Regions from separate parts of the Mus musculus genome. Here all the other regions are linked to region 1. A link is a loop called in an ENCODE intact Hi-C map of the cell type or tissue named here. Cell type or tissue: left cerebral cortex. All regions are shown on one strand. Links, peaks and the distances in the headings refer to the core of each region. The heading gives the core; the rest is flanking DNA. Region 1 holds the start of Gm41344 (a long non-coding RNA gene). Region 2 overlaps Dennd3 (DENN/MADD domain containing 3). Region 3 has its middle 35 kb from the start of Ptk2.

Region 1 (8,000 bases), core at 1-8,000:
TAAGGTGATACTTGTGGTTCCTATCTGCCATGCCTGGCTTGCACAGTACCCAGTAAGCCTCCCTCCCATTCAAGGGCCGGTGGGTAGCTTGGAGCCATTTACAATTTGTATACTTTTCAGTACAGAAAAAATGTTCACATTCAGAATGTTACCTGTTTATTAACAGCTTCAAGAGCCTCTCTTTGTTTTTCCTTCTATGAGGAAAAAAAAAATCATTAAGTAGTCCATATACTTTTAGTAGTCTAGTAGTCAGATCCTACTAGAAGAAAACTCAAGTGTGATAACTTACAGAATACCTTTCAATTTTACCACATTTCACAAGAAAGATTTTGATCATGTTTAAAATAATAAAATGAATATCTAACTATATAGGCCCACACTATTTGGATACCTTTGTTTGTTTGCTTTTCTTTTTTCTTCCCATAAACTAAAGATTTTTATTACTTTCCCTTTTGTCATTCTAAGCTTGACAGACCTAGGGTGCCTTTTCTTTTTTCCTTTTTTCAGAGGAGTGGTTGGTTTTTCAAAACAAGGTTTCTTTGTGTTACTCTGACTGTCCCTTAACTAGCTCTGTATATTAGACTGGCCTTGAACCCCAGAGTTCTGCCTGCCTCTGCCTCTCCAGTGCTGGGATCCAAGTTATGCACCACCACTGCCTGGCTTCTGTCAGTGAGGGTGCAGCCTCACCTACTCCTTCACATTCCTGATGGACAGACTTAATAGAAGTTAGATGAGACTTCCGTGTAAATCTGAAAATGAGGCCAAGAGGCTGCCACAGGGGGCCACAGGTTTAGATAAGAGTCACACTCCAAGCGGTAGGGTAATGCACTGTTAAAATTCTGACTTTGATGTGGTGTTACTGAGGGTAGAATCCTACCACCTGGGCCTTAACTTCTCACTTTGCTGATTTTGAGGGGAGGGAGGATGTAACCAGTCAGGATAATGACAAACACCTGGGTAAGGAGTTACTTACAGGAGGAACATGGCCAACTTCCCAGTGGCTGCACCACTGAGGAGAATCTCTCTCTCCCTCTGTAGCATATTAGTTTACATGGACATAGGATTCTTCACTTACACACTTAGCTCCTCTTCAATATGTAAGTTGGGTATAGTCTAATCAGAAGTCACAAAGGCCCGTGTGCTTTGGTTTGTGGACATGAACATACACATGCAGAATGAGGTCTCAGACTTCATAGCACCACAGATTCTGAAGCACTGGAGAAACAATGCAGCTGGAGAGGAGTCCTCCTGCCTATACTGCTTTTCTGTCTCTTCCATTCTGGATACCCATATGGTGTCAGTGAGGAAGGGAAGGCATGTACAACTTTCCAAGCAAGAGCATACTGAAAGACAGGACAACCAATACAGTGGTGAAAAGGCTCCAAGATTGACAGAGGCAAAGGGAAAATAGAAACATTTTAATCTGAGTAAACAGACATTAAGAAAGTTCTGCAGGAAGGCTCACTGGCTGTAGATCCCAAATGCTAAATTGGTTGGCTTGAAGCATTGTTAGGTTTTAGAACTTTTCATATTATCACAGGTTAGTTGTTTGAGAATGTTACATGAGGAATTATAGACCAGGCACACAGCTATCTTTCCAGCTCTTGGAAGGCCTAGGAAGAAGGATCATGAATGTGACACTAGCCTTAGCCACATAATCAGTGTCTTTACAAACAAGCAGACAAACAAACCAAGAAACCTTTTAAAAGACCAAAAACCAAAATGAAGGCATCTGTCAGGAGAAAACAGATGAGCACAAGTTCCCTATACCTTAAGTCAAAATCATCTGAACATAGAGTGCATGTCACAGGAACCCTTTTTGCAACGTGGGATTGCTTTCAGGAAAAGGCTCTGAGGTAAAGACAGTTATGTGGGCTCTGTCTTGATGCTGTGTCAGTGCTGTGGGCCAGCTCTCCACATCCCTCTGTGCCTGTTGCCCTATTTGAGGAACTCTGGAGCTTATGTGGTTGTCCCCATGGTAATTGTTTTCATTCCCAGTGTTATTGTTACCATCTCTGTCCTTATTGAGGGACCTTCAGGTGCACTGGGCAGGAAGGGTACTGAATGTTAGGTAGTCACCAACACAGCTGTGTGCCTTGGCACTCTGTGCTGAGGATGGTGGAAACATTCTGGGTCTGGTCTGCCCTATCCAGTCAGTAGGTATTTTCCACATGTGAGACTCTTGAACACTGGACACAGAGCTGCTAAAGCCAGGAACAGCACTTTTAATTTAGCTAATTTACATATAGCCATTTGCTACAGTGTTGAGCAATCCTGCTCTAACCTAATATTATTGACCTGTTATTATGTGTATGTCCTCCATAGTAACACTGAAGTAAGGAAGGAGCCTAATAGCGTATGCCTGACCTGGGGGACTGCAGTTTGGCAGTGTTCTCAAATTCTCCTTTGAGTTTGGTTTGTGTTTATTTTGTTGCTGTGGTTTTGTTTTTAATCAGATGGATTTAAATGCATTCAGGATATACCTTTTGGTATCTACTAATATAGTAGAGTTTCACTAAAAGCTATGGTTCTGTTTATTTATGTATGTTTATTTACATATGGGACAATTAAATAGGGTTTGGGCATGAGACATGAAGTGAAATTACTGTAGAGCAGTTCCTTGGCAGGTAAAACCAGAAAACAGCAGGCCAGAGCCAAGAAAGTGACTTTTGGATGTGGTAAATTGGTTTAACAAGGAGTCAATTGATTCGGGTGCTGCTGCTCAGATTATAGGTTAATGAATTTAATTGGATGGGAGGTCAACCATACAAACCCCGTGATTTCTGTGGTTTTGACTATAAAGTGATTGTGAAACAACTCCTTTTTGTTGATACTTCATATTTACTTAGCTTCCCCCCTTGTACCTCTGCAGAAAGACACCCGTACAGTACCTGACATTAAATTTTGTCCTTGGTCCTTTTCTGTATTTTCATGATTTCCTGATCTCATGTCTTCTCATGTACATTTCATCTTCCTGGAAAACAGTGCCATCTAGTGGACAGACTGCTAGTTCAGCACACAAAAGTGGTACATTTCAAACAAGCCTAACCTGTTTTTTTTTTTTTTTTTTTTCAATGTGTTTCTTGTTCTGAGGTTTTTAATAATAGCAGGCCCCAGTTTATAGCCCAACTTGTCAAAATTGTTGGGATTTCTCACATTTCTACACATTTAGTTTTTGAACCAGGACTAATCACTTGACTTATTATTCCTTTTCCCATTTTGTGATGTTGAGAAGAAGAAAAGTGATTAGGGATGAGTTAATAAATTTTAAAGTCAAGGAAAGGTGGACTTTGGTAATGCACATCTTTAATTTCAGTACTTGGGCAGCAGAGGCAGGCAAATCTCTTGAATTCAAGGTCAGCCTGGTGTACAGAATGAGTTCCAGGGCAGCCAGGACTACACAGAGAAACCCCTCCCCCAAAAGAAAATCAGGGAGAACAGCAATCACCACTTCAGATACGTTTGAAAGGTTTACTGTTTACTGCTTTAGAGCTGGTGTGAACCTGGGGGAGCCAGCCCTAAAGATGAGGTGAACTCCAGTCTGAAGCAACAGCCAACTTTATTTAGAACATCTAACAACTTATACTGTGAGGGTTAGGAGTCACATGAGCAAAGTGTCCAGTCACAAGGGTAAGCTGCATGTGGTAGACAAATCACATGGAAAAAACAGGGTTTCCCATAGTGGCATGTAAACAAACAGCAATTACCAGTTGTAATAAATAATCTAAAGTAAACTCCTATCTGCTACATTTGGGAGGGACACAAAAGCATTTTCCAAAAACAGTTTTGTGTTTTTGAAGAAACTGAGACTCTTGTCTTACTTTTTTACAAGTACTCAGAATTCCCGTCACAGAGTTCCATTCTTGGACTGTGTTCCAGCAGTTTATTATTAATTAGGCAGTTGAGGAACTCGTGTGCATAAGGATCACCTCTACGCCACACCTGAGAAAGAACAGTTTCATTACACGGCCATTTGCAGTAAGGCAAATGGGACTTTTTCAAAAAGGACTTCAACAGTAGAGGGGAAACAACCAAAGATTTCTATTGAAATGGATTGTAATCGTGTTTTTGTGCATAGCTACAAAGTAATTTATCTTCTTCCATGAGTTTGCTGACTGGTTGGAGCTTGATTATAATTGGTTCTTTCATGAACAAACAGAAGAATAAACTACTTTTGCATTCTTTCAAGTATGTTATTACTGATTGATGCTGTTATTTGTTTTTTTTTTTATGCTGTTATTTGCTAATATGCTTCTTTCTATATTTCAGAAAAGATGTTGGTTTAAAGCGATTTTTTCCTAAGAGTTTACTGGATTCTGTCAAGGTAACTAGAGTCTACTTTATCATAATCTAATATAAAGCTCTGCATGTATACCTTACCTACTGAAAACTTGCCTTTAATAAAGTGAAATGGTGCATTTCTCCCTTACATGATAAAGCTGCAATGGCACAGCTGACTGTGTAAGATAGGAGTCTGTTAACTTCAGGCAAGTACATTTTCGCAGGTTCAGCCTTTCTCCATAGAACCTTGGCTTTACTTGATGGTTGTAATAAACACCTAAGTGCAAAACTAGAAATAGTTCATGCTGCAGCCCTGTCACCAAGGTTTGTCAAGTTTTGAATATTTTGATATACAAAAGAAAAGGAATACTGCATTAAAGAATCATAGTGAATCATGTGCAGTGTGTGCATTTGTGCATTGCTGCATCCCCACATGCATGTATGTCTCTGTTGTGTGTGTGCATTTACCATTGCTGGGGCCCCTGTGTATCACTGTGTTCCATGTCTGTCTGTGCATTTATACACCACTGGATCCTCTGTTTGTGTGTCTTATGTGTGTGTGTACACCACTAGGTCTAACGTGTGTGTGTGTGTGTGTGTGTGTTTATGTGTGTAAGTGCTGCATTTGTGTGTCTGTCACTGTTTCCTTTGTGCATGTTTGCATTGCTGAACTCTACATATGCACAGTATAATGGTCAATCTCTTACTTCCGTGTGGTTTCTTGGTGGCAACTTTGGAATCCTACTCCAGCAGTGTTATCATTGGAGACAGAGCAGCTCTGAATGTTGTTTCCTATCCAATCCAGAGCACACCTCCAAACACCAGGTTATGGAGGGAGAACATAGGATTTGGTCCAAGAAGGGTTCCATTTGCCAGCCTCACAGTATGGGGCATAGTCTCTTATTTCTGCAACAAAGAGTCTTCTGTAGGGATGGTGTTTGACAGATAAATATGTATATTTCAATTCAATACCTGTCTGGTAGCTCAGGAATAGGAGGACTGTAGAGGCATGGAAACAGGGTAAGCCACAGTGTTTACAGCTTAACATTGCTCTAGCTAGCATTCATTTAGTGGCTGTGTTTTATGTATCAGTGATTCTCAAATGACGATGCCTTTGGTGACTTTTGAAAACTGCTGTCTCCTCAGATTTTCATGTGTAAAAAACGTCACAAGTATGACTGCCATCTTTAGAGTCTAAGATGCTGTTTTATATTTAGAAATCATTTATAATCATTATATTGAAAATAGTGACTTGAGTACAGCCCATGGGTGAGTGCCTGTTTGAGGCAGATATTGATGGAAGCTCAGTGGAACCTGGTCATGTCCTGATTCTCCTGCTCTGGCCTCCCTGTTCTCTATGCCCATGCATGAATGGAAAACATCTCTCCAGTCTAGACCCTACTCAGTATCTAAAGGGCTTATTTTTCTTTCTGAATTTGTAATTTTATAGCTCCTGACTTGTTTGGGTTTTTTGTCTTCATATTTTTACACAATAGGTTTGTCTAGCACTAGGTATATAGCATATTTGATAGTTCTTATTTGAATGGAAAATGAACAGCTACCTGACAAATAAATAGAGCTCGAGAAGAGTTCAGAGAGAGAGTTCAGTACTGTGGCTGCTGCACTGTTGAGGCTTTCCCAGCTCCGACCTTCCTGGCCTCTTGTCTGAGCTCCTCCCGACTGCTTTTCTATAGAATCTAGGCCTGGATCTGGCAGTGTGGTGAGGGCTCAGCCCTGTTTAGTAGAGTCAGATGTGATCTCTATGGCCAGTGCTCTCTGTGGGCTTAAGTGCTAAGGCAAGAGGCTTGCAGCTTTTACAGTAGGGAATAAGGAGAACCAGATAACAAGACAGATTGAAAGCCAAGAAACAGAGGCAGAAAGAGTGGTCAAAGGAGATATAAGGGGTACTGGTCATGCTTTAGTAGTTGTGGTGACTAAGGGTCTTAGGGATTTATAGGAAGCTGACTCAGAGAAGTTGTACTTTTATTCGGCTGGGCATTGGGATATAAGCAGAGCTAATTTTTAGTTACCATTCTCTATAGATGCACCAGTTTCAGTTATGAAGGTTTTGAGAACCATTTTCTTCTGTTTTTGTTTTTGTTTTTTTTTCAAGACAGGGTTTCTCTGTGTAGCCCTGGCTGACCTGGAACTCACTCTGTAGACCAGGCTGGCCTCGAACTCAGTAATCCACCTGCCTCTGCACCCCAAGTGCTGGGATTAAAGGTGTGCGCCACCACTGCCTGGCCGAGAACCATTTTCTTAAGTGCTCTCCAAAAAAATTTTTTTTTAATTTATTACTTAGTATATGTATGTAAGTACATATATGTGTTTTTTTTGTATGTTAGCTCATATACACAAATGCTTGTGCATTCTTGGACATGCCACAGAACATACATGAAAATCACAATACAATTTATGGGATTGGTTCTCCACTTTTACTATTGTGAGACCTGCCTGGGCATCAAATTATTGAATTGTTAGGCTTATTGATAACTTAGGGTTATTGTGATGAAACACTATGGACAAAGGCAACTTGGGAAGGAGTGAGTTTATTTAGCTAGTGTATCCTGACACAGTCCATTGAAGGAAGCCAAGGCAGCAACTCAACCTGTGAAGGAACCTGGACGCAGAGATCATGGAGAGATGCTTACTTGCTTGCTTCTCATTGTTTGCTCAGCATGCTTTCTTATAGAATCTTGGACCACCAATCCAGGATGGTACCACCCAAATGGGCTAGGTCTTCCTATATCAATCACTGATTTAAAAAATATACTTTACAGGCTTGCCTACAGTCTAAGAGGCATTTTCTCAATTGAGGTTTTCTCCTCTCAGATGACTTAGCTCGTGTCAAGTTGACATAAAACTAACTAGCACAGTAAGTTCCTTTACCAACTGAAACATCTCAGCCCTTTTTGTTGATAAGACAATCACTTTGATTTTTTAACTTAAGTACTGTTTGTTTCTTAAATAGCTTTAGTCAGGCGAGGCAATAGCCTTAGTCCAAAATTTCTCCCCATTCTACATAAATTCCCTTGACAGCTCTAGCAGACTTCTCTATACTCTCGTACTGCTGTAAAGCTGTTCTCATAAGCTGTACAGCACCTATTACACACAGTAGGTGTAGGCAGTCCCTCCTTCATTAATAACCATAAGAAAGACATATCTGAGCTCCTGTTTGTTCTAGAGTTAGCCATATTGAGTGGCTAAGTTTATTAATGCTAGTTTTTCTATAAACAGGCTATATTTGTATTTTTTTCCTCAAAGTCAAATTGTTTTACTTGTCTTAGATTTAAATTTCTAGAAGACTGTTTATAGTTAACTTTCCCATTGAATGGTTGAAAGATTATCATATCCTGGTAGAACTTGACTGAGCTGCAATGTTTCCAAGAACAGAGAAACAGGCTGCACATACCTTGGGTACTGAGAATCTAGGACAGACAACGTCTCTTAACATTTCATTTGAATGATTAAAATCACTACACCAGTAACACTAGATCCGGGGCACTCTATAGTTCTCATCATTCCTTCTCAAAGGTATCAAGGTCATGAGTGATAAAGAGGCCAGCAGGCTATCATTTGGAGATTAGCAACATGAATATGTGTATAAATTCTGGACAGTAATTCAGTGAATTGTATAATTCACTGTAATTATGTTTGTTTCTTGTTTGTACAAGGGACCGGACTAAAGAAGTTCTGCCTACTATCTTAATAGCTCTATT
Region 2 (11,036 bases), core at 1,564-9,563, 240 kb before region 1:
TGCGTCCCTGAGGACAGACCCTCTGAGCACCCACACCACAGCAGTCAACGGGGCTGCACACAGTAAGGCCTTTGCACCCACCACCCAAAATGTCCTCTTATAGACAAGTGGCCTTCCTGTCCTTGGAAGTGAGGGGCTCCTGTGCTCTGGACATGCACAATGGGAGCAACAAGACTAGGGACAGCCCATTAGATGGAAGGCAGCCCTCTCCCACCTGCAACCAGCACGCCAGCTAGCCATGGATGCCACAACACTCCCACGTGCTTCCCCAGCCCTGCGCATGCCCACAGCCACTATGTCCGCACATGGTCACACGCATGCTCAGTTTGTCTGACAACCCGCAATAGTCTGCAGGTGCATGATGGCCACACCCACGGACAGGATGCCCACTCCTGTGGATCTCCACTTTGTCACCCACCTCCCTCCACAGCCCAGCCCCGGCTCATCCCAGCAGCCTCCAGGCAGCATCCCCATGAGAGCCAGCTACAGACACTGAAGGTGGCACAGGGAGTGAACAGCCAGTCCTTGTGAAGCTGCAGTGCAGAATGTGTATTCTCATCAGCACCGGGCTTCACATGAACAAACGTGTATGAGCATTCTAAATACTAAAATTATATTCTTTTGGATGGGACTGGGGCACTGGATATTGAACCCAGGGTCTTGTGGCACAGCCATGTCTCTTGGAGATGGCAAAAGTCGTGAAGCCAGCACAGCTGTATGACACGGTTCCAGCAAAGCTGAGCCGAATGCTGTGACCACTGTCTGTCTGTCTGTCTCTCACTTTTAGGTTTTGGTCTCTGAGTGTTGTACACGTGGGGACTTTCTGTGTTATGATTCATTTTGTGTCTTTTCCCGAGAAAATTATGTCTGACTCTTTTTAGGAACGTCCTAAATTTACTGTCCCTTCTGCTTTTAGGGATAGAAAAGCATCTGTTCCTATTTGGGAGCCTTCCTTACGCCCTAGAGATCACAATAAACACTAAATGAGGCCATTATTCCTGGAATCTTCTTGGGGTGTCTGCCCCTAAACATATTCAGACAGTATAATTGGAACAGGGTAAACTCAGAAACAGTTGACAAACTCCCACTAGCCAGGATTGGTTACAGATTCAAGGCCTCTGTTTACTGTATGCTTAGAGCTCTCTGAAAATGTGGTTTAAAGACAGGAGTCATAGAGGGTACAGCCCTGGGGGAATAGAATTTAGTAAATAGATTAAAATAACTTTTCCTATGTTATAGCATAGATGAAATGAGAGAGTAAGGGGAGTATTAGTATTTGCTATTCATAAAACGACCAGTTCAGATATTTTGTTTGTCTAGAGTGCTTTAAAACTGCAAACGCTGCCAGCCTAAAAGCAGACTGTCTTATATAAACGTGTTTGCTTTGGTGGAGGCATTCTTTAGATTCTTTGAAGTTATAGGCCGATAATGAAAATGAAATCTGTCCTATTTGTACTTTTTAATTGTGACTGAACTTGTAGCCCCAGACATGTAATGAAAAATCAAAAGCACATGTCCAGAGACAAAATGATATAATCTATACTTCTTAGTTAACCATTCCAATGGTCTTTGAAACTGGCTGGGCCTAGCCTCTACCAGTCTCGAAGCTCTCTGCTGAGCTATGCCCCAGTCCTCATGTGTACACTTGGATCTCACCGAGTTCACTCTAAGATGGGGTGGTGGTTTGAATATGCTTGGCCCAGGGAGTGGCAGTTTTAGGATGTGTGGCCTTGTGAGAGTAGGTATGTCAACTGTGGGTGTGGGCTTTAAGACATTACCCTAGCTGCCCGGAAGTCAGTCTTCTGCTCCCACCTTATGATAATAGTCTGAACCTCTGGACCTGTAAGCCAGCCCCAATTAAATGTTGTCCTTATAAGAGTTGCCTTGGTCATGGTGTCTGCTCACAGCAGTAAAACCCTAATTAAGACAGATGGGAACACTCAGCTTTGCCAAGTTCTACTTTCAGTGTGGCCACTCCACTTAACTAAAACACGCATAGCAGTGACAGTGGGGTCCTGCCCCTTCTCCACTTAAGGAACCACATAACTGAAGGCCACTGACAGCTCATCGGCCAGGTCCACAACTACAGAACAAAAGATGCCCAGGTGCAACTCACTTCCCAGGTTCCCAGGCACCTAGGGGGTGATGTCAAATGCCACCACATACAGAGGAGGAAGAAAGGCACTGAAAGGCAGGTTTTCTTCCTACACCAGGGTCCACCAGCCATTGAGTAATTAGGTGACCAGGCCATACCAGCGCTGAGGACGAGCAGAGGGACCACCAGACATGCTCAGCCTGGTGCCATGAGAGAATGATAACCATATGAGTCTGAGTCACTCCTTTCAGGCCATTGCACAGAGGGCCCCTGGAGGACAGGGGACCCTTAGAGTCTTCACATCCTTATGAGGTCACACATTGGGAAGAGGAAAAGTGTGCCCGTAGGCCCCTCAGGGTCTTTCTGTGAATGCCTTGTCTCCCTTCACATAGTAGCACACGCATAGCTGTCCACACCCCCTGACCCCAGGCAGTGCAGGCTATCCCACAGAGGCCTGAGAAGTATGCGTTCTACTGCACCTGGCTAGTGACAGGTGGCCCATCATCTCTGTCTCTCCCAAAACAGTTATTCCTCCGGAAATGCAGATATCAAGTCTCTCCTATAAGTGACGTGGTGTTAACAGGAAACTGCACACCCCCTCCTGTGGGCTCTAAGCCCTTTCAGGGTCGTGTGCCCAACATCATGGAAGTTCAAGTTTACAGCTTGGGGAATGATGACCAGAAAAACATCGCACATGCTCAGTAGAAAGCACATTCATTCTCCAGATATTTTCTATCTGCAGATGGTGAACTTAACGGACAGGCTGACTGAACCTGGGTGGCCAGCAGAGTCCGGTGAATGCAAAATTCAAGTGCTCGCATGGGATCAGATGAGTGAGGACACAAGCCAGGCGGTGTTAGCTCACATGGGACAGGCAGACCACTGGGGCAGTGAGGCAGGCACTGTCAGGCAGTGGGGGGCACTCGGTCAGGGTGCTGGCACTCAGCTCAACCAAGCTCCTGGCTCTAAGCTGAGGAACCAGCTTACACAGACCCTAGGGACAGGTGTCAGGACCTTCCCAGTTAAAAGACAATAGACGAGCTGGGCTTCCTCCCCATGGCCAGCAGACAGAACAGATGTGTGTGTCAGTGCAGGTAACATGGTTCAGTGAGAAATAAATTAGGATCGCAAACTTCCACAGATGGCAGGACACAATCCGTGAGTGTACAACATTGCTGCGTGCTGTGTGTGTGGAGGGGGACATCTGTCATCAGAGGTTTTAAGCAGAACAGAAAGCAGAGCCTGGGTTGGGGGCAGTGCTTCACTGGGGACACAGAGCAAAGCCAAACCCAAGAAACAAGGGCCTCGTGGTGACGGGAAAGCCTTCTTAGTCAGGTGGGTTCTCCTGGCACCTGGCACGCTGCTTCTGTGCTTCTGGGCATGCGTGAGTGCTTTAGCTGAGCCATGGCTGTGTAGTCACCGGGTAAGCACCGGGTGAGATGCCTCTGCAGAGGCAGCTAGCCTCACGTGTAAGTCAGCCATCTGCATCATGCAACCTCACTCTGAACGTGTGTGCACTTTGGCTGCGCATACCATCCAGCCATATAAACACCAGCAAAAGCTGCCTAAGACGCTGACTTGGACTTGAAGCTAGTGGGTGTTGTGAGTGATAAGTGTCTTTAACATATGAAGTTTTCTGCTCTTACAGACACATACTGGTTTCATTACAGGGGAAAAAAAAAGAGACTTTTAATATCTTCTTACTGTCGTTACTCAGCACGTAAATAGCAAATTAGTATATCTTTGCATTGCACTGTCTTAGAATATTTTACCTCAAAATTGCTTTTTAAGCTTGAGTCGCTGACTTAAATTTGAGTTGCTGATTTAAAGAAAACCATTAAGGGAATTTTGGCTTGGAATTAGGATGGAATTTCAGATAATTTCTGAAACTAACCATTCAGACAGCTACCATTTTTACGAAGTATTAATGTAAAGTGGGATTCTAAGCATTGATAATTACAAAATCAAAATAAATAGCAACTTTGAAAAACCCTGAAGATGGGCTATGCCCTGCAGAATCAAATATTTGGTCAAGATTTTACAAGATTTTTTTTTCTTTTAAGACAATCTCACTCTGTAGCCCAGACAGACTTTAAACCCACTATGTAGTCTAGCCTGGCCTTGAACTCAACAGTTCTTCCTACCTCCAACTTCCAGGTGCCAAGATTGCAGACATGAGGCACAATGTCCACCTGTTTAACTTTTGGCCAGGTATGAGTGTGAATGCCTTTAATCCCACGACTTAAGAGGCGGCAGCAGGCTGATCTCTGTGAGTTTGAGGGCAACTTGGTCAGCCTGGTCAGTTCCAGGACAGCTAGAAGTATACAGCAAGACTCTGTATCAAAAACAGAGGTTGGGGGTGTTGGGGGAACTGAAGAGATGGCTCAGCAATTAAGAGCACTGGCTGCTCTTCCAGAGGTCCCAGGTTCAATTCCAACATGAGCAACCACATGGCAGCTCATAAATATCTGTAACTCCAATTCCAGGGGATTCAGTACCCTCACACAAACATACATGCAGGCAGAACACCAATGCACATAAATTAAGAATAAATAGAAATAAAATATTTAACTTTCTTTGTGAAAATAAATAAGTACATTCATCTCCTTATGTGGGATATTTGCTTTCATCTGTTTTTTTTTAAATAGATTTTTTTCTATTTTCTTTATTTTATATATGAATGCTCTGCTGCATATGCACCCACAGGCCAGAAGGAGGCATCAGATCCCTTTATAGATGGTTGTGAGCCACCACATGATGGCTCAGGACCTCTGGAAGAACAGTCAGTGCTCTTAACTGCTGAGCCACCTCTCCAGCCCCCTAAAATACAAATTTTTAAGACAGCTTCACACAGCCCAGGCTGTTCTCAAACCTGTTATGTAACCAAGTATTCTTGACCCTCTGACGCTCCCATCTCTCCTCTCTCATGCTAGGATTATAGTTGTAAGCCACCATGCCTAGTTTATTGTAGGTGCTGGAGTTGGACCCAGGGCTTCAAGCATACTAGACAGGCACTATATCCCAGTCCTGCTTCTCTCTTCAACCAATGTTAATATCATATTGTATACAACATAGTTAGAAATACACGTCCTTGTGATTTATTATCAGTCAGTGTTTGCTTTGCACTTATTTGCACTTCCTCTGATTTACCTAGGTCTCATGGGAATCTCTTGGGTGAAAACGGTTATGAGTACGAATTTAAGCAGCCATGCCTTAGGGAACAGTGACAAGGAAAAAAACAAAGCCTGTCCATGTTCAGTGTCCATGTTCAGTGAGGACACAGCTCGTTTTTATACCTTGAATCTTTAGGAGGTTGAATTACAGCTATTGACCTGCAGACCTGGGGGACACTGGTACCCAGGGATGCTGTGGGGCGCTCTTACCGAAGGTCAGTGCATCAAACAGACGGTGGATAATGACGGCGTCCTTCACGATCCCCGACTCCTGGACTCGCTTCACAAAGTCATTGAGTTGCATGTGCTTCTTGGGCAGTTCGAAGTTCTTCACGGCGTCATCTGCCTTGGGGGCCTCGCCGTGCTTATCAAAGACCTCTGTGATGAGCCGCCTGAGCTCAGGCGTCCGCTCGGCCTGGGCCCGCTCAGAGGCCGACATGGATTCCACCGTTCTCTTGACCAGATCAGCCGGGAAGATCCCTATGTCGGTCTTATACAGGTTCTGGAAATCCAAGAGGGCACTCAGCAGTTGTCCCTGCATCAGATGGAGAAGACCACGCAGGTAGAAGTACCTGGCTAGGAGCAGAGAGTCGCCAGGACCCAACAGCGCCATGGCCTTGCTCAGGAGAGTGACGAAGTCTGTATAGTATGCCTGAACACACTGGCTCTCCAGTGGGAAGTGGATATCAGGGATCTTGAACATATATGTTGACTTAGGGGTCACTTTGAGAACTAAAAAACAAACAAACAAACAAACAAGGGAAAATGCATGTAATTAGCATGGTCCTGGAAAAGGCAGAGGCACCCATAACACTGTTGAGGGCAGCTTTGTGTGTCTTGGACAAGAACCCATGTGTTGTGGATGGGCCTGGTGCTGCTCTTGTGAACCAATTCCCTAAGGAATAAAGGAGCCAATCACTGGGCGAGTAAGGACTTCCGAGTTAGACAGAGGAAGAGAGGAAACAGGAGAGAGTTAGGTGTTTTTGGTGGGCACAACATGAGGACAAGATGTAATTACGAGTGTCTCTGGGTTCCAATGGTGGATCTGTCAGGATTTGCCCCTGGAGGATTTAGATTTAATAAGGCTTCCAAGTTAGGATTTTAGTTGTTGTGCCTAGTGATTGAGTTACTGTTGTTTCAGAACTAAGTTTGTGTTGTGTCTTTCTTCACGGAGGTGGCTCGTCTGGGTTCAAGAGAGAAAGGTATGATGGCAAAACGTGGGTTTGCTTGATGTGTACCACAAAGGTCATGGGGGATTTGAAGCCTGGGGTTAGTGTGGTAGCAACCCACCAGGAGGAACTTAGCAAGCTGGGTGGAGATGTTCCAGGAGCTCCAGGCCAGAGAGTCTTCTTGAGATAAAAACAAGTCGACCATTGCCTGCTACTGCAGGGCCGGCCAGCCCACCAGTAAGAGAGTTGCTGGTGCATGCCAGCTCATTTTTTGTTATTATTATTTCCCGCAACACCTACATGCCCCTTCCAGGGCATTCCCAATACCCCAGAGGTAAAGAAGAGTCCATTTGTTCCCAGAGAGGCAGTAACTATTCTCCATGGGACAATTATGTTTTTAAAACTATGAATATTAAGTAAAAATGCTAGGACTGGGCCCTTGAAGATTAAGCTGATAACCAAAGCCAAGATATGCCTGCTAAGTAGGGCCTAGCCTTTAGAAGCATTTGTCACCTTAACAGTGGCCTGGGCAGTGGTAGCCCAGTACTCCCACTGCAAAGATTCGAAAGGTCAGGACTAAAGAGACCGGAGCTAAGTGCCACAGGCATTCTGAAGCCCCCTGGGGACTAAACACTGACCAAGAGTTGAAGTCCCTCTCCTCCTAAAAGCTTCCTTGGAACAGGGGACCAGAGGTAGCCACTGCATCCACACCCATGCGAGAGGTGGTCCTTTGGCTATGGAGGCTGGAGGAAGGTGGAGCCCACAATGGTCAGGGAGCTCAGATGAACACAGAAAAGGCAGGCAGACTGTGTCCCAGAGTGAGTGTGCACACACCTGCCAAGCCCAGAAAAGGAACTGGTCTGTCTGAGGTCAGACACCCAGGAAGTGGCTACCAAGGGGCTCACACCTCCTCCTACTGCTCTGAGCTTTGAGACTTTTTCATTTCCATACTGTCTTTTCAGACAGACAGCCCGAGCTAAGACCAGCAGCTGCAAGGCCATGCATGGCACCCAACAATCTTCCGTACCCAGTAAGGACTCTGTGGGACACACCGTAGACGCCTATGATGTCACACAGACCAGGAAGAGCCTTGAGAAGGTTTTGCAGAAATACAATAATAGCTTGTAACTATCTAACAGCAACCTTTAGGAAGGGACTGGTACCGACCAGGGGCATCCCATCACACATCTGTAAATACAGACATGTATTTTATCTATCACACACACAGTGGTGGGGGCAGAGACACAAAATAGTTTTTAAAAACCAGTTTTTTGGATTTTTTTCCCCTGTTTTTATGGAGGCACGAACTCAGCCTCACTATGACCACATTCACACAGGGTAGCTTGAAACCCAGACTGGTCCCGAACTCACAAGCACCAATGCTGCACCAGACCCCTGAGCTGCTAAGATAACAGGCATTTACCACCATGCCTGGCCAAAATAGTTTATATTCTTAAGAACATTCCCTCCCTCAGAAGCAGGCTATGATCTCTAAGCTGCAACACTGGGGGAATAGACGCAGGAGGGTAGCACCTCACCTGGACTGCTGCTTCTGCAGTTTGAGGTGTCCATTATCCGAAGCGATGAGTTCCTGGGAGGCAGCTCGGGCAGGGAGATGTCCTGCAGGTTGGGCATGCTGACCACCATGCGTCTGTGGGTGATGTGCAGGGGTGAGGCCTTCCTGGAGGCCATCTTCTCCACAGTAGGTCTCCTTGGACTTATCAGCATCCTGTCTATCCTAGGGAAAAGCAAGAGTTCACTTCATGGGCACGAAGATGTAAGTGTGAGCCTCTACTCCCTATCGCACCCAGAGCAATGAGCAGGGTGAGAGGCATGCACGGGTAAGAACCTGTCACTAAGTCCAGCCTCAAGTAGCTCAAGGGGAAAGGACAGAGGTTCTCAGCCCACAGTCCCAGAGATGGACAGGGCACGGTCGTGGGTGATGCACACGAGATATCAGGAAAACACAGGGGAAAAAAAATAGGCCTGTGAATGGGGAACATGGGAAGGAAATGAAGACGGACAGAGATCAGGGTGTGGCAGGATGCTCCGCCAGGCACACAGAGCCTGCCTGCACGCAATGGGGACACACAGAGGATGCACCTTTGGAGGTTCCTGGCGAACTGCTCAATAGCCCACTGAACTGATCATCTGTATGTCCAAATGAAATGGACGTATGAACCCTCAGTCCCCCAAAGAGGACCTCGAACAGAGCTAGGCACCTGTCCTCCTCAGACTGAGTGTCGAGGTCCATCCGAGCAAAGGCGTCCATCCTGCCGTTGAGCCGCGCCTTCAGAAAGGAGTGGAACATGTAGGTGTCCAAAACCTGCATGTGAGAAAGGCTGTCATGCTGCGCTCATGGTCCTCCGGCCTCCATCCAAAGCCAACAGCAGCCCCACTGAGGCATGGCCTCTCCCCCACCGGCTCCACTGGGCAGGAGTCTGTGCAAACAGGAAACTTCACAATGGATGCATTTTTATTTTTATTATTTTTAGTAATGTGTCTGTGAATATATGCAGGTGCCTACAGGGGCCAGGGGAGTCAGATCCCCCGATATCTGAGATTATGGGCTCAGGGTAGGTGCTAGAAACTGAATACAATCTTAGCCATTGAGCCATCATCTCTCTAGGCTTGCAATTGGTTCGTATGGACACAGAGATTCCTAACCTGCACCTAAAAAATCACGAAAGCTAAAAAAGCCCAGGTCGCCTGGCCACTAGGCCAGCTGTGCTTGTGCTATATGTGCCCCGCATCCCAGGGACCTCTGCACACTCTACAGCGCCCAGACTAGCTCTGTCTGCTTTGACAGGCTGCCTCAGGAACCACACAGCCCCAGGATCCTGACTCTACAGGGGACCCCCCTAGCACCGCAGCTGTAGTTGTTTCCACCCGGTTCTGTAGGTAAGCATTTGTCCACCGGCAAGCAAGCTCTCGGACTACAGGTTCCTCCCAACAAAGGCAGGAAGAGGAGGTAAAAGGTACCCAGATGCACAAGGTGGGGCTCCAGGAATACCCAAGCCAGGTATGCAAAGGCAGGAAGATGCAAAAGAGAAACAGGCCACACAAAGGTTGAAGGGAACAGTCTGAATAGCTAGAGAACCCAGCGCTGGTATGGAGAGCCCTGTTCCGGATGGTGGGTCCACAAACCGACCTGGGTTACTATAAGAAAGTAGAGGACACCAGGAGGGTCACAGGGCAGAAAAGGAGAAGAGAGGCATACGCAAGCACCATGAGGGAGTCATACCAGTTAACCCAAGTGGCTGGGCTGTACCCTGGAGGCAGGCAGCTCTTCCCACCTCAAATATGTCACAACAGACCCATGGGGTGGGGGGTGGGCACAGGGCTGCCTGCCAGATCAAAGACCCCTGTGCTCTGTACACTGGACAAACCAGTCACTAAGGGTTGGGCAGAAACAGAGGGCTCCCCCACAAACCTAGGCTAATGTCAGGAAGCTGCCAAGACACAGCTAAGGTCCGTCTCTGAGAGAAAGAAAGGACTGGTGCTCTCAGACTAGCAGGGCAATGGCAAGGAACCCTCCCAGGGCCACGTTCTCCTCACACACAGAGCAAAGGCTGCCTAGGCTGAAGTCAGGGAAAGGGTACCTGATGCCCTGACTGAGGACATGGTCACCCAGGAAGGCACATGTGCCACAGTCCATCAAACCACATGCTTAATACTGTGTCTCTTAATTAATGTACTATACTACAAAGCTAATTTAGAAATAAGGTAGCAATGGAATCAGACAAAAAAAAAAAACTTCTGAAAAGACCAATACAATAAGACATGATTAGATCTGGAAAGGCCTTTGAGAAACGGTTCAACAAGGAGGAATAAGTGGGTGGAGCCTCCCAGCCCCGCCCCTCTTACCTGCTTATAAAACTGCTGGTCCCCTGCCGCTCTTGTCTTGAGAAACTCCTCGCTGTTGAAGACGCGGTGTTCATAATTCAAGTGATTCTTCACTTCCCTAGCAAAGAGAAGGTGGGCCACGCACTCAACCACCACAATGCCCAAAGTCATGCTGTCCAGCAGGAGAATGGTGCTGAGAAACACACTCTTCGGAGCTCACTGCATCCCAGGATGACAGCATCAGGATGGACTGTGTGGTCCTCATCACTTCTCTAACCAGGAAGAAGCTGGGAGACAGGGCCACTGCCTCCTTGGACCTCAGCTCTTTATGCCAATTAAGGCTCAACAATCAGCTATCATGCTACAAAAACCACTGAGTTCAGAGGTCAATTTGGAGTTAGAGGGCATGGAAATGCTGCCCACAATGCAGCCACAGCCACAAGTCTATTTAGCCAAGCTTCTCCACTCCATAACCTGTCCCACAAGCCCATGGGACCTCAGTTTACAATCTCCCCAAGCTACAGAGGCATGCTATAAATACTCGACAGCCTGCAGGGTATGGCCAGGTGGATGTGCCTGGTGTCTTCCTTCCATTGTGAGAGAAGACACACTCATCTAGAGTCTTACAGCCTGGAATCTTCTTTTCTTCCTGCTGTTTTGTTTTGGGCAGAGTGAACAGTCTTATGTTGCTCATGCTGGCCTCAAACTTGGAGGATAGCCTTGCACTATGGGTCTTCCTACCTCTGCCTCCCT
Region 3 (11,036 bases), core at 1,472-9,471, 150 kb before region 1:
GATCTACAAGGTCTGAGGTGGTGGCAGGATCGGTGCAGAGCACACACAGCTCACTGAGCCCACTAGTTCTGCACCCCAACTGTACCCTCAGTACCCCCAAAGGCAAATTATAGGAACCACTGGAACCCCAACCCCTACTGAGGTTCCAGGAAGGAAGTACTGCCCAGTGGAGTGTCACCTCCCACCTGGAGTCCCTTGGCTGGAGTAATAGTTAGCTTTTGTTATTGTTGTTTTGTTTTTTAAAAGTGTGGGGATAAATGCCTTTAGTCCTAGCACTAAGAATTTAAGGCCAGAGTTGATAGAGTTCTGGGACAGCCAGGGTGGCATAGTAAGATCCTGTCTCAGGAAAATAAAAAAATAAAAAAATAAAATGTGTGCACGAGAGAGGGGGGGAGTGAGAGAGACAGACACAGACAGAGAGAAACACACAGAGAGAAACAGAGAGTGAGAGCTCGCATGCGCATGCACACATCACACACACACACACACACACACACACACACACACACACACACACACACACTCATCAGATGCCGTAGACCTGGAGTCACAGGTGTTTGTGAGCTGCCTATTGTGGGTGTGGGGATCTAAACTCTGGTCCTTTGAGAGAGCAGCAAGCACTCTTAACTGCTAAAAGATCTCTCCATCTCTCCAGCCCTGATGGTTGAAAGGATTACATAAATCACATTTGTCTCCATGTAAGGACCGGGCCTGATTTCGAAAAGGAGGCCATAAGGCATCAACTCTAAGAACAGCCAGGAACTAGACCATGAGGCCCCAGCTCCAGGAACAGACCATAAAATCCAGGGATGAGTCATAAAACCCCCTCCCAAAGAACAGCCTGGGGATAACCACAGAAATGGGAAAATATCTTATCTCAGAATGGGCTATCTGTGCTGCGCAGCCCTATCTCACCCTATGATTAAATGTTCATGATATAAAAATGCAGACCACTGACCGCCTGTGACACCCTAGCACCCACCAATGAAATTTTAAATTACCCAGTCCTTCTAGAAAATTCACTTTAAGAAGGCCTGTGAGTCTTGTCTAGGGTCGCCTAGAGGATGGTTGGAAGATGGTTGGCCTCTGCATGCTGGTTGTTTCTGTAGAATAAACACTCTTTGTCTTTGCATACTGAGTCTTCCTTCAACAATTTCCAGACACCCTTACAGGTTAGTTCCAACTGTCAACTTGATACAACCTCGAATCACCTATAAAGAGACTCTCAGAGAGCAGTTATGAAAGTCAGGTTGGCTTGGGGGTTGGGGTGGTGTCTTGATTGCCTTAACTACTGTGGAAAGTCCCAAACCACATTTTCAAGGCACCAGCTTCTGCTCTGTAGCCCTGGGCTATATAAGAGTAGACAAAGCTAGCTGAGTACCAAACATGCAGGGTTAATTTCTCCCTGCTTTTTGCTGTGGTGTGGCAGGACACTTCCTGCTGCTGCTGCTGCAACTGCAGTTTCTCCTCTCTGAGAGACTATATAACCTACAATTCAGACTCGGAGGACCCTGTCTCCATGAGTTGCCTTTTGTTTGCATGTTTTGTCTGAAGACAGAAAATAAATTGGAAGCCAGACTGTGGTGGCATACACCTTTAATCCCGGTGCTTGGGAGGCAGAGGCAGGTGCATCTCTGTGAGTTCAAGGCCAGCCTGATTTAGAGAGTAGGTTCCAGGACAGCCACACCCATACAGAGAAACCCTGTCTGGAGTGAGGTTACAGGAACTAAAGTAGGGCACCGGCACCTGGAGTCTCCTAGTTCCTGTAGGTTTGTAGTTTAGAACCAGCAGCCATCCCTAGGAAAGCTGCCGGGGGATGGGCAGGGGTAGGGGAAGAGGCCAGATTGATGGTGGCATCTCTTAAAGGCAGTGTGAGCATAGTGGGCTCACCTTTCCCTTATCTGTTCCTGAGCGGGGCCTGTACTTTATCTGCATGACAAAGGCCAGGCAGGGGTAAGAGCCACAGCTGGGATGGCCTTCTGTCCTAGACTCTAGGTTTTGGCTAGAGGCCCAGGACAGCAGCCATAAACTGGCTCAGTTGTCAGACTCGGCTCAGATCTTGTGTTCTGCGTGTGTGCATGCACTTTGCCAAGTTCGCCTCCGTCCTTCTGAGGGGCTCTGCTTCTCCAGTGGAGTCCTTGCTCTTATAGTGTTCTCTTACCACAGAAGAGCCGCATCCCAACTCGCAGACCTGGTTGGAGTCCGGTGGAGTCAGACATCACTCCTACATGCATTGTGTGCACACAGACGAGAGCTATGAGATCAAAAGGAGTTGGAAGGAGGCCAGCTTGTGCCACGCTTTCTCTCCCACTGGTTGATCCTCATTGAATGGCTGATGACCCTACCTGAGGTACTAAACATGATCACATATTTCAAGAGGAAGAGACCAAGATTCTAAAAAGCAATGATCTGCCTGAGGCCTCGGGAATAAGGAGCAGAACGGAGATTTGAACCTAACTAAGCCATTCTGATTCCGAATCCTCCCTCTGCTCCCGTCCCCCTTCTGTCTCCACACCAACCAGGAGCATTCTTTCTAAATCCCCTTCCAGGACTTCCAGACTCTGTCTCTGAGGGCACAGCCACTGGAGGTGTCTGGTGCTTGGGGAATATCTCCACAGGTAGCTCACACTGAACCAGCTCCAATGTGGCTATTGTGTTTCCTGATGGGGTAGCCTCCAGAAGCCTGGGATAGAGCAACAAGACCCAGCCAGGTTGTCCTGTGAGTCTGTGCTGTGAGGATGGCCAGCAAAAACGTACTTCTAGTCCTGGGTTCCTCTTTTATTATGTCTTTGGCAGTGCTGGGAACTGGAGCCAGACAACTCCTTCACTGTGAGATGGCTCCCCCAATTTCCTTTTCTGAAACAAAGGTTCATGACCCTCATGGGACTGAGGCCCTGGGCACCAGGCAGAGCACGGGCAGAACCTGAGAGAAAGTCATTCTCTTCCAGGCTTTTGCATGGACTCATCTGACACTTCCTGCCTTATCCAGTTTGGAACCAGCTCACCAGGAACTTTCCATGCCCAAAGGCCTGCATCAGCTGCCAATTAGAGGGCCAGGTAATTACCCTGCAATTCCAGAACCTGGCCAACTGCTAATGTGCTAAGCCTGCTTAGGCAGAAAGGGAAGCTATGTTCTCACACAGAATCAAGGGCCTGAGGGCTAGCCTGGAGTAGTGGTTCTTCAAGGTGAAGGGCCTGGGGGTCAGCCTGGTTGTCAAACTAATGAGTGCTTGCTGAATTCTTTGCCTTACAAAAACATCCAATATGTAAAGCAGATAAGAGCTGAACTGCTTCCATTGAAGCTGGGGTCTAAGGGGACCCAGAAATAGGACCAGAACCCTATTTACTCCATAGTTGTACATACTAGAGAGACAGGTGGGGTGAGTAGCAAAATGGAGGGAGCTTAGGCAGCTGGCAAGGGTTTCTGCAGTGGAGGAACTGAGTGCTAGGGCAAGGCCCTTAGGGCAGTGCTGGCCAGCAAGACTGGTTGACTCATCTCTCACAGCAAGATGTCAGTGTGTACAAACACCAGGACACCTCCTTACGAAAGTTCTGATGACTTCATCCTGCCCATGTCTCGAGCTTTCTTTCTTGGACTTAAAAGGATATTTTGGGGGAAACTTTCATATAGAAGAAGTACTAAGACTGGAGAAATGACTCAGTAGGTAAGAGAACTTGCTGCTCTTGCAGAGGCTCTGAGTTTTGACCCCAGTAACAACGGGCAGCTCACAACTGAATGACACATAAACTCACACAGACATAAATTAAAAATAAACAGGTAAACAAACCTTTTTTAAGAAAGAAAGAAACAAAGAAAGAAAAAAGAGAGAGAGAGAAAGAAAGAAGGAAAGAAAGAAAGAAAGAAAGAAAGAAAGAAAGAAAGAAAGAAAGAAAGAGAGAAAGAAATATCTTATGGTAATCCAGCCTTCCCATTACTGATCTTTTCTTTCCCCCTTGTTACACTCACATAAGGTGCCGGCTATGGTGGCAAATGCCTTTAATTCCAGCACTCAGAGATCAGGCAGGCAGATCTCTGAGTTCGAGGCCAGCCTGGTTTACAAAGTGAGTCCAGGATATCCAGGACTCTTACACAGAGAAACCCTGGGTTTTGTTTGTTTGGTTGGTTGTTTTGTTTTGTTTTTTGATTTTTTTTTTTTTTTGAGACAGGGTTTCTCTGTGTAGCCCTGGCTGTCCTGGAACTCACTCTGTAGACCAGGCTGGTCTTGAACTCAGAAATCCACCTGCCTCTGCCTCCTGAGTGCTGGGATTAAAGGTGTGTGCCACCACGCCCGGCTTCTTCTGGGGTTTTTATTACAATTTTTTTTTATTATTCCTGAGAATTTCATGTGTGTACAAGGAAACATGACCATACCCACTCCTTATTCCCCTCCTCTGAGTCTCCGTGCATCTTTCCTAACATGTCCCCTTCCCAACTTCATGACTCTTCTGGCTTGTCCAGGTATTTTCACCACCTGTTTCTCTATGTGTTTGCAGAACACACAGCCTGTTTCCCAATAAAGCTGTTTCCTCCCTTCCTTCCTCCGTTCTTCCCTCCTTCCCTTCCTCCCTTCCTTTCTTTCTTTCCTTTTTTTTTTTTTTCTGAGACAGGGTTTCTCTGTGCGGCCCTGGCTGTTCTGGAACTTGCTCTGTAGACCAGGCTGGCCTCAAACCCAGGGACCTGCCTCCTGAGAGCTGGGATTAAAGGCAAATGCCACCACTTTTTTAGACAGGGTCTCAGTATGGAATTCTAGCTGGCCTAGAACTTACTACATAGACCAGACTGGACTCAGATTTACAGACGTCCGTCTGTTCTATTCTGCTCCTAAGTGCTGGAGTCGAAAGCATGCACCAGCACACCCAGCTTACTCACTGGTGGGATTCAGGCTGGGTTTCTACTTCCTTTGGGGTTTTCATTGCATTTTGATTTCTTTAGCATGAACAAGTATCATTTACATTTTAAAAATTACCACATTTATTTTATCTGCATATGCGTGTGGGTACATTCTTCAGGCACACATATGGCAGTCAGAGGACAACTTGCAGGAACCAGTTCTCTTCTCACCATGTTGTCCTGGGATTCTAACTCAGATTGTCAGTGAATGAAAAAAAGAAATACAGAAAGGAAAGGACCTGACTGCCCCTAGGTAGGGCAGAGGAGTTTTTGTTTTTTTTCTTTTTTTGGTTTTTCTGAGACAGGGTTTCTCTGTGTAGCCCTGGCTGTCCTGGAACTCACTCTGTAGACCAGGCTGGCCTCGAACTCAGAAATCTGCCTGCCCGACTCAAAACCACTGTTTAAAAGTCAAAGTGAAGCCTTCTTTGTAGGGTAGACTTCTACCCATCCTGAAACGGTATCTATAAAAATAGCAAGCCGGGCGTGGTGGCGCACGCCTTTAATCCCAGCACTCGGGAGGCAGAGGCAGGCAGATTTCTGAGTTCGAGGCCAGCCTGGTCTACAAAGTGAGTTCCAGGACAGCCAGGGCTACACAGAGAAACCCTGTCTCGAAAAACAAAACAAAACAAGACCAAAAAAAAAAAAAAAAACCAAAAAAAAAAAAAAAACAAAAAAACATGACTTTGAGCTGGATGTGATGACCCACTCCTGTGTTCGAGCCAGCCTGGACTACCCAGTGAGACTATGTCTCAAAGATGGAAATCAAAATAGCTGGGCTTAGTGGCAGCACGGCTATAGTCTCAGCCCTTGGGAACTGGAGGCAGGTGGTTCTCAGTTGGAGGCCTGTCTGAGCTTCATAGAGAGACCCTGACTGGATAAGTAAATGAGGTAATTAACCAAACCGCCAGGAGGAGTGGGAACATGGCTGGAAGTCCACCTCTGGAGGTAGACACTGAAGAGCAGGGACTCAAGGTCATCCTGGGATACCTGGGGCCCTATGTCAGACACACACTCAAATAAACGTAATTAATTTTGTCTTTAATTCTAAAAAGACAAAAAAAAACTATCTTGCTGTTCAAAGAAAAGGATAAAGAAATCATGGAGAGTGTGAGACCAAGGCAGCTGACAGGACAGCTTGGCAGTGAATTATTCATTCAACAAATATTTCCTCAACAGCATGATGACAGCTTCCAATGGAAACTGTCATTTTATAACTTTGGGTTTTGCGTACTACTCCTGGAAACTTTTTTTTTTTGGTTCTTCCCCTGCAATTGTTAGATCTTGTCACTAGGTGGCAGTAGGTATAGCGGTATAGCCATGCTGTGGAGCATGCGAGTTTTGTTTTATTAATACTTAGTCAAGCCACCCATTGCAAATTTGTAAGTGCTCATTGATGATGATGGTGGTGGTGATGATGATGACGACGACGACAATGATGTGTATATGTGTGTGTTTTAATTTTTTATTATTTAAAGCTTCTTCCTTCCTTCCTTCCTTCCTTTCTTTCTTTCTTTCTTTCTTTCTTTCTTTCTTTCCTTCCTTCTTTCTTTCTTTCTTTTTCAAGACGGTTTCTCTGTGCAATGGTCCTGGCTGTCCTGGAACTTGATTTATAGACCAGGCTGGCCTCATTGACATCCTCCTGCCTCTGCATCTTGAATGTTTGAATTAAAGGTATGCACCACCATGTTCTGCTTATTTAAAGATTTTTTGTTTTTGTTTTTCGAAATAGGGTTTCTCTGTGTAGTCCTGGTTGTCCTGGAACTCACTCTGTAGACCAGGCTGGCCTCGAATTCAGAAATCTGCCTGCCTCTGCCTCCCAAGTGCTGGGATTAAAGGCATGCGCCACCACACCCGGCTTACAGTTTATTCTTTAGTGTAGACATCATCTTCTCTGAGTTCTGGTCAGTTTTGATGCCTTCCTGCATTCCTGAAGCCCCTTTGCGACAATATTGTAATATGAATCTTGCCAGTGTCTATTGCTCTTTTAATGGCAGTCTTTCCTCCATCATGAGTGATGTGAGGACAGGAGACTATGAGCAGATGTGCCCACTTGTAGGCTGTCCTTGGGCTCTGTCTGAGCTCTAGAATGATAGCACTGGTTGCTGTCCACTCTTCACAGACACCGCACAGCTACAGGCTCCTGGGAATAAGAAGCCATCCACCAGGGCATACCCACTGTGGTAACAGTGGGTAGCTGAGGGAATTGGGCCAGCCTTTTGGATATATTTTTTATGAATGACTTGTGAAAGCAGCTTCTCAGGGCATCCTGGCCAGGTGCCAGCTGGCTCCTCCGTTTCAGAGCAGCTGTTGAGAGATGCCAGGCTTAATGGGTCCTCTGGTCTGCATGCATTCTGGTGTCTGTGCTGCTAGTGTGCACCTGGACCCGCACAGAGAGGGGAGCTGCAGTACAGAAAATGGGATAAGCCTCCAGAGAAACTGGGTCTCCTGCCTCCGAGTCATGGGGCAGGGGACTGGCGTTCAGTGGTCTTGCCATGCTGTTCTTCTGTTCCAACTGTAACACCAACATCTGCCAGGCACGGGTGAGACCGCTTCTCACAAAGGGAGACGCACAGAGCACTTAATGAGTGGCCAGGTGTGAAGTGACAGGGCAGGGGTTCTGATCCTAAGCCCACACGTAGCCATCTATTACAGCTTCTGCCAGCTCTCCTTCAGGAAAGCTGCCAAATCCCCTCCCTGGGTCACATTTGTGGGAATATGTATTAGTCTTGTAGCTCCAGGCTGCCACTCCTCCCAGCTGGAGACACCTGCTACAGGGCTTCCTCCCTCCTCCCCCTTCTCCACTGTCCTCTCTAGCTGCCTCTTTTCCCCTTCAGGGAGCCCTCATTTTTGTGTTTCCATAAGCCATCCAAAACAGCCTGAGAGCATCACTCTTTAAAGATGGAAGAGCGCTGGAGAGATGGCTCAGCAGTTAAGAGCACTGACTGCTCTTCCAGAGGTCCTAAGTTCAATTCCCAGCAACCATATGGTGGCTCACAACCATCTGTAATGAGATCCAATGGCCTCTTCTGGTGTGTCTGAAGTGATAGTATTACTCAAATACATTAAATAAATAAATATAAAAAGAGTTAGAGGAGGCCTTGTCTTGAGTAGCTTCCTTATGTAGCTACTCTACCTCTGGGCCTCCAGGGTTTCTTGTTTGGTGCACAAAGTAAGTTCCCAATGGTTAGGCTACTGTGCCTGGTTGTTGTGTGCAATGACTAGGTCCTGGGCCCTCATCTGGTGAACTCTCCTGGATTTGACCTTGATTCTTCCATCATCACAGGTCATAGGTTGTATGCCCACATCTTTAAGCAAACATCTACTAATATCTGTGAAACATCTACAATAAAATAGAAACTTCGTGGACAGGGTCCATCCCATCTGCCCAGGCATTCTTGGGTACCTCAGTGCCTAGCAAATATTTCCAAGTGATATACAGGAGAGCATTGAGGACAGATGTGTATGGGCTCCAGTCCTGGCTCCCACATCCTAGCTTTGTGAAAACAAATTAATTCTTTTTTTTTTTTTTTTTTTTTTTTCGCTTTTTGAGACAGGGTTTCTCTGTATAGCCCTGGCTGTCCTGGAACTCACTTTGTAGACCAGGCTGGCCTCGAACTCAGAAATCTGCCTGCCTCTGCCTCCCGAGTGCTGGGATTAAAGGTGTGCACCACAACACCTGGCTTAAATTAATTCTTTAAGGGGCTGGTGAGATGGCTCAGCAGGTAAGAGCACCCGACTGCTCTTCTGAAGGTCCGGGGTTCAAATCCCAGCAAGCACATGATGGCTCACAACCATCCATAACGAGATCTGACTCCCTCTTCTGGAGTGTCTGAAGACAGCTACAGTGTACTTACATATAATAAATAATAAATAAATCTAAAAAAATTAATTCTTTAAGATGCTAAAACTACAGTAGCTCTGGCCACCTGGGTGTTATAATCTTTGAAAGAGTTCATAGAAAATAAGACCAAAAAGCAGTACCATACAAACAGCACATCAGTGCCTGAGAGAGGATGAGTCAGAGCCTCCTCCTTCACTCAGGACCCTAGACACACAAGCAGTGCACACACACATATAAGGTACACACTACATGCACTGCATACATGCACACACATATATGCATACAAGGCATGCATATACACCCACACCCACAGAAGTACCTGCACACATGTGCAGACAGGCAGCTCACAAGCACATGCACACAGAAAGCATACATCTCTTAAGCCATAACAACTTGAACTTTCCCTGGTGGGCACCCAAATCAACCTTAACCACAAGAGGGTTTCTTCTGGGTAGCACAGTGCTGATTAAAGAGTTAGGCGTCTGTCTGTTGATTATTTTATGAAGGGAGGAAAACAGTGTATCATCACATTATATATGAGGCTTGGGATCCCTCTCCCCATCCCTGGATTCACACAGGACTCACTTGTCTGTACATCCTAGCAAGCAAGGGAACTGGAAAAAAGAGAAATGTCCAAGGAGGCAGTCTGGCTGGGGAATTGCAGAAAGGGCTGCTGGAAGAGTCTGAAACGGAGCCAGGCTCAGGGCTGGGTCAAGGTGTAACCAAGAGGCCAGGCACAGGGCCAAAGAGCCCCAGGCCTCTCTCCATTGTGATTTGGAAAGTAGCCAAGTTCAGCCAGGTCCCTCCCAATTCACCAGCTCCTCCTGCTTGAACATGGCCTGTGTGAGCAAAGCAGGGAGCCTGTGTTGAGAAGTCCAGGGTGGTGAGCACTCTAGGGAGGGATGAAGACGAAGACGACACGGCATCTGTTGAGCACCCTCCTCATGCCAGACCCTGTGCTTGATACCTTCAGATATTCAATCTCAGTCACACATGTGCCTCTGAGGGACGGATTTGCTTAAATGAGGTTGATCCATGCTACCTGCTTAACGTATTAATAAAAAAAAATCTATCCCTCCACTTTGTTTGGGAATTTTTTTGGGGGGGGCCTTCTGCATGCTAGGTAAATGCTAGACACTGTGTGAGATCCCAAGACCTCTTTTTGCTTTTGTTTTAAGATGTATTTATTTATTTTATTTATGTGAGCACACTGTAGCTATCTTCAGACACATCAGAAGAGGACATCAGATCTTACTACAGATGGTTGTGAGCCACCATGTGGTTGCTGGGAATTGAACCTTTGGAAGAACAACCAGTGCTCTTAACCGCTGAGCCATCTCTCCAGCTCTTGTTGTTGTTGTTTTTGTTTAATGTATTTTTTTTTAATTTTTACTTATGCGTTGTGTCTGACTGTTTGTCTGTGTACTACCTCCATGCCTGGTGCCCTCAGAGACTAGAAAAGGGAGTCAGATTCCCTGGAACTGGAGTTACAGATGATTGTGGGCCACCACGTGGGTGCTAGGAGTCAACCGTGGGTTCTCTGGAAGAGCAGCCACCTCTCTAGTCCCCAAAATATATTTTATTTACATGTATATGTGTTTGCAAGAGTGAATGTCCGATGGAATCCTGTGGAACTGGAATTAAAGGTGACTGTGAGTGCTGGGAACCAATTGCAAGCAAGTCCTTTGCAAGAGCAGCAAATGCTCTTAACCACTGAGCCATCTCTGTAGCCTTCAGTTTTTAATTTTTTTTTTGAGACAGGATCTCACAAAGTTACTTAGGCTGGCCTTGAAGTTGCTGTTTTACCATCTGTTCCCAAATGAGCAGAAAGGTTAAATCTCCTCCCCGAGCCATCCCTGCCCCTCTCTTGCTCCCTTCCTCCTTGTTGCTTCCTACTTACAGAGCGGAGAGGTTGGAAGCAGCTCCTTTATGGGCCTGTGTCTCTTTTCCTATCGCTTCTCCCCAACAGCATCACAGGTGGTATAAGTAGTTCCCATCCCTCCCCATGCCCAGTATGATCCTATACGTCTATCTAGGCAGTAAGTGTGCTATAGATGGCAGTGCAAGTCAGTCTGGAACTGTGGCCATCTTGCAGGGCTGGGCTCTCACCCTTTAGCAACCAGCTGTTCTTCAGGGCTAGGGAAAACCAGGCCTCCTCTAGAGCCTGCTTATACCTCCCCTGCTCCAGCTTGCTGGTGGTCAGGTGACTCAACACCTGCAACATGGGCCTCTTCCCTTAGACCGTTTGCAAAAAAATGTCAGAGAATGTCTGAGGGCCTAGTCCAAGTTTAAGTCTGACCCTCC

What was found. Peaks named below come from ENCODE experiments on the same cell type or tissue, not always from the same donor. Only the 100,000 strongest peaks of a DNase experiment are listed, where the experiment ranks them.
Region 2: it touches region 1 in a loop (6-fold over the local background); 30 of 42 quality-filtered maps call a loop at or near these places.
Region 3: a loop joins it to region 1, with 4 times the contacts of the local background. A loop is called at or near these places in 12 of 42 quality-filtered maps.

The regions. Positions count from the first base shown.
Region 1 is chr15:73,306,139-73,314,138 of GRCm38, reverse strand. Ptk2 (PTK2 protein tyrosine kinase 2) reads left to right here. Exons shown (of 35, transcript NM_001358046.1): 8 at 4,270-4,324. It overlaps Gm41344 (a long non-coding RNA gene), which reads right to left and starts at 3,039. Exons shown (of 2, transcript XR_875404.2): 1 at 1-3,039. In left cerebral cortex, for the core only: a CTCF peak has its summit at 3,001 (motif pointing left); a DNase peak (open chromatin) is centred at 2,985.
Region 2 is chr15:73,542,085-73,553,120 of GRCm38, reverse strand. It overlaps Dennd3 (DENN/MADD domain containing 3), which reads right to left. Exons shown (of 23, transcript NM_001081066.1): 10 at 10,305-10,401; 11 at 8,660-8,763; 12 at 7,976-8,175; 13 at 5,479-6,000. Among named protein-coding and RNA genes, the nearest start is that of Dennd3, 35 kb to the right of the region's middle. In left cerebral cortex, for the core only: a CTCF peak has its summit at 4,798 (motif pointing right); DNase peaks (open chromatin) are centred at 3,440 and 4,837; H3K27ac peaks cover 909 bases.
Region 3 is chr15:73,452,292-73,463,327 of GRCm38, reverse strand. No RefSeq gene overlaps it. Among named protein-coding and RNA genes, the nearest start is that of Ptk2, 35 kb to the right of the region's middle. In left cerebral cortex, for the core only: a CTCF peak has its summit at 6,171 (motif pointing right); DNase peaks (open chromatin) are centred at 2,081, 3,536 and 7,169.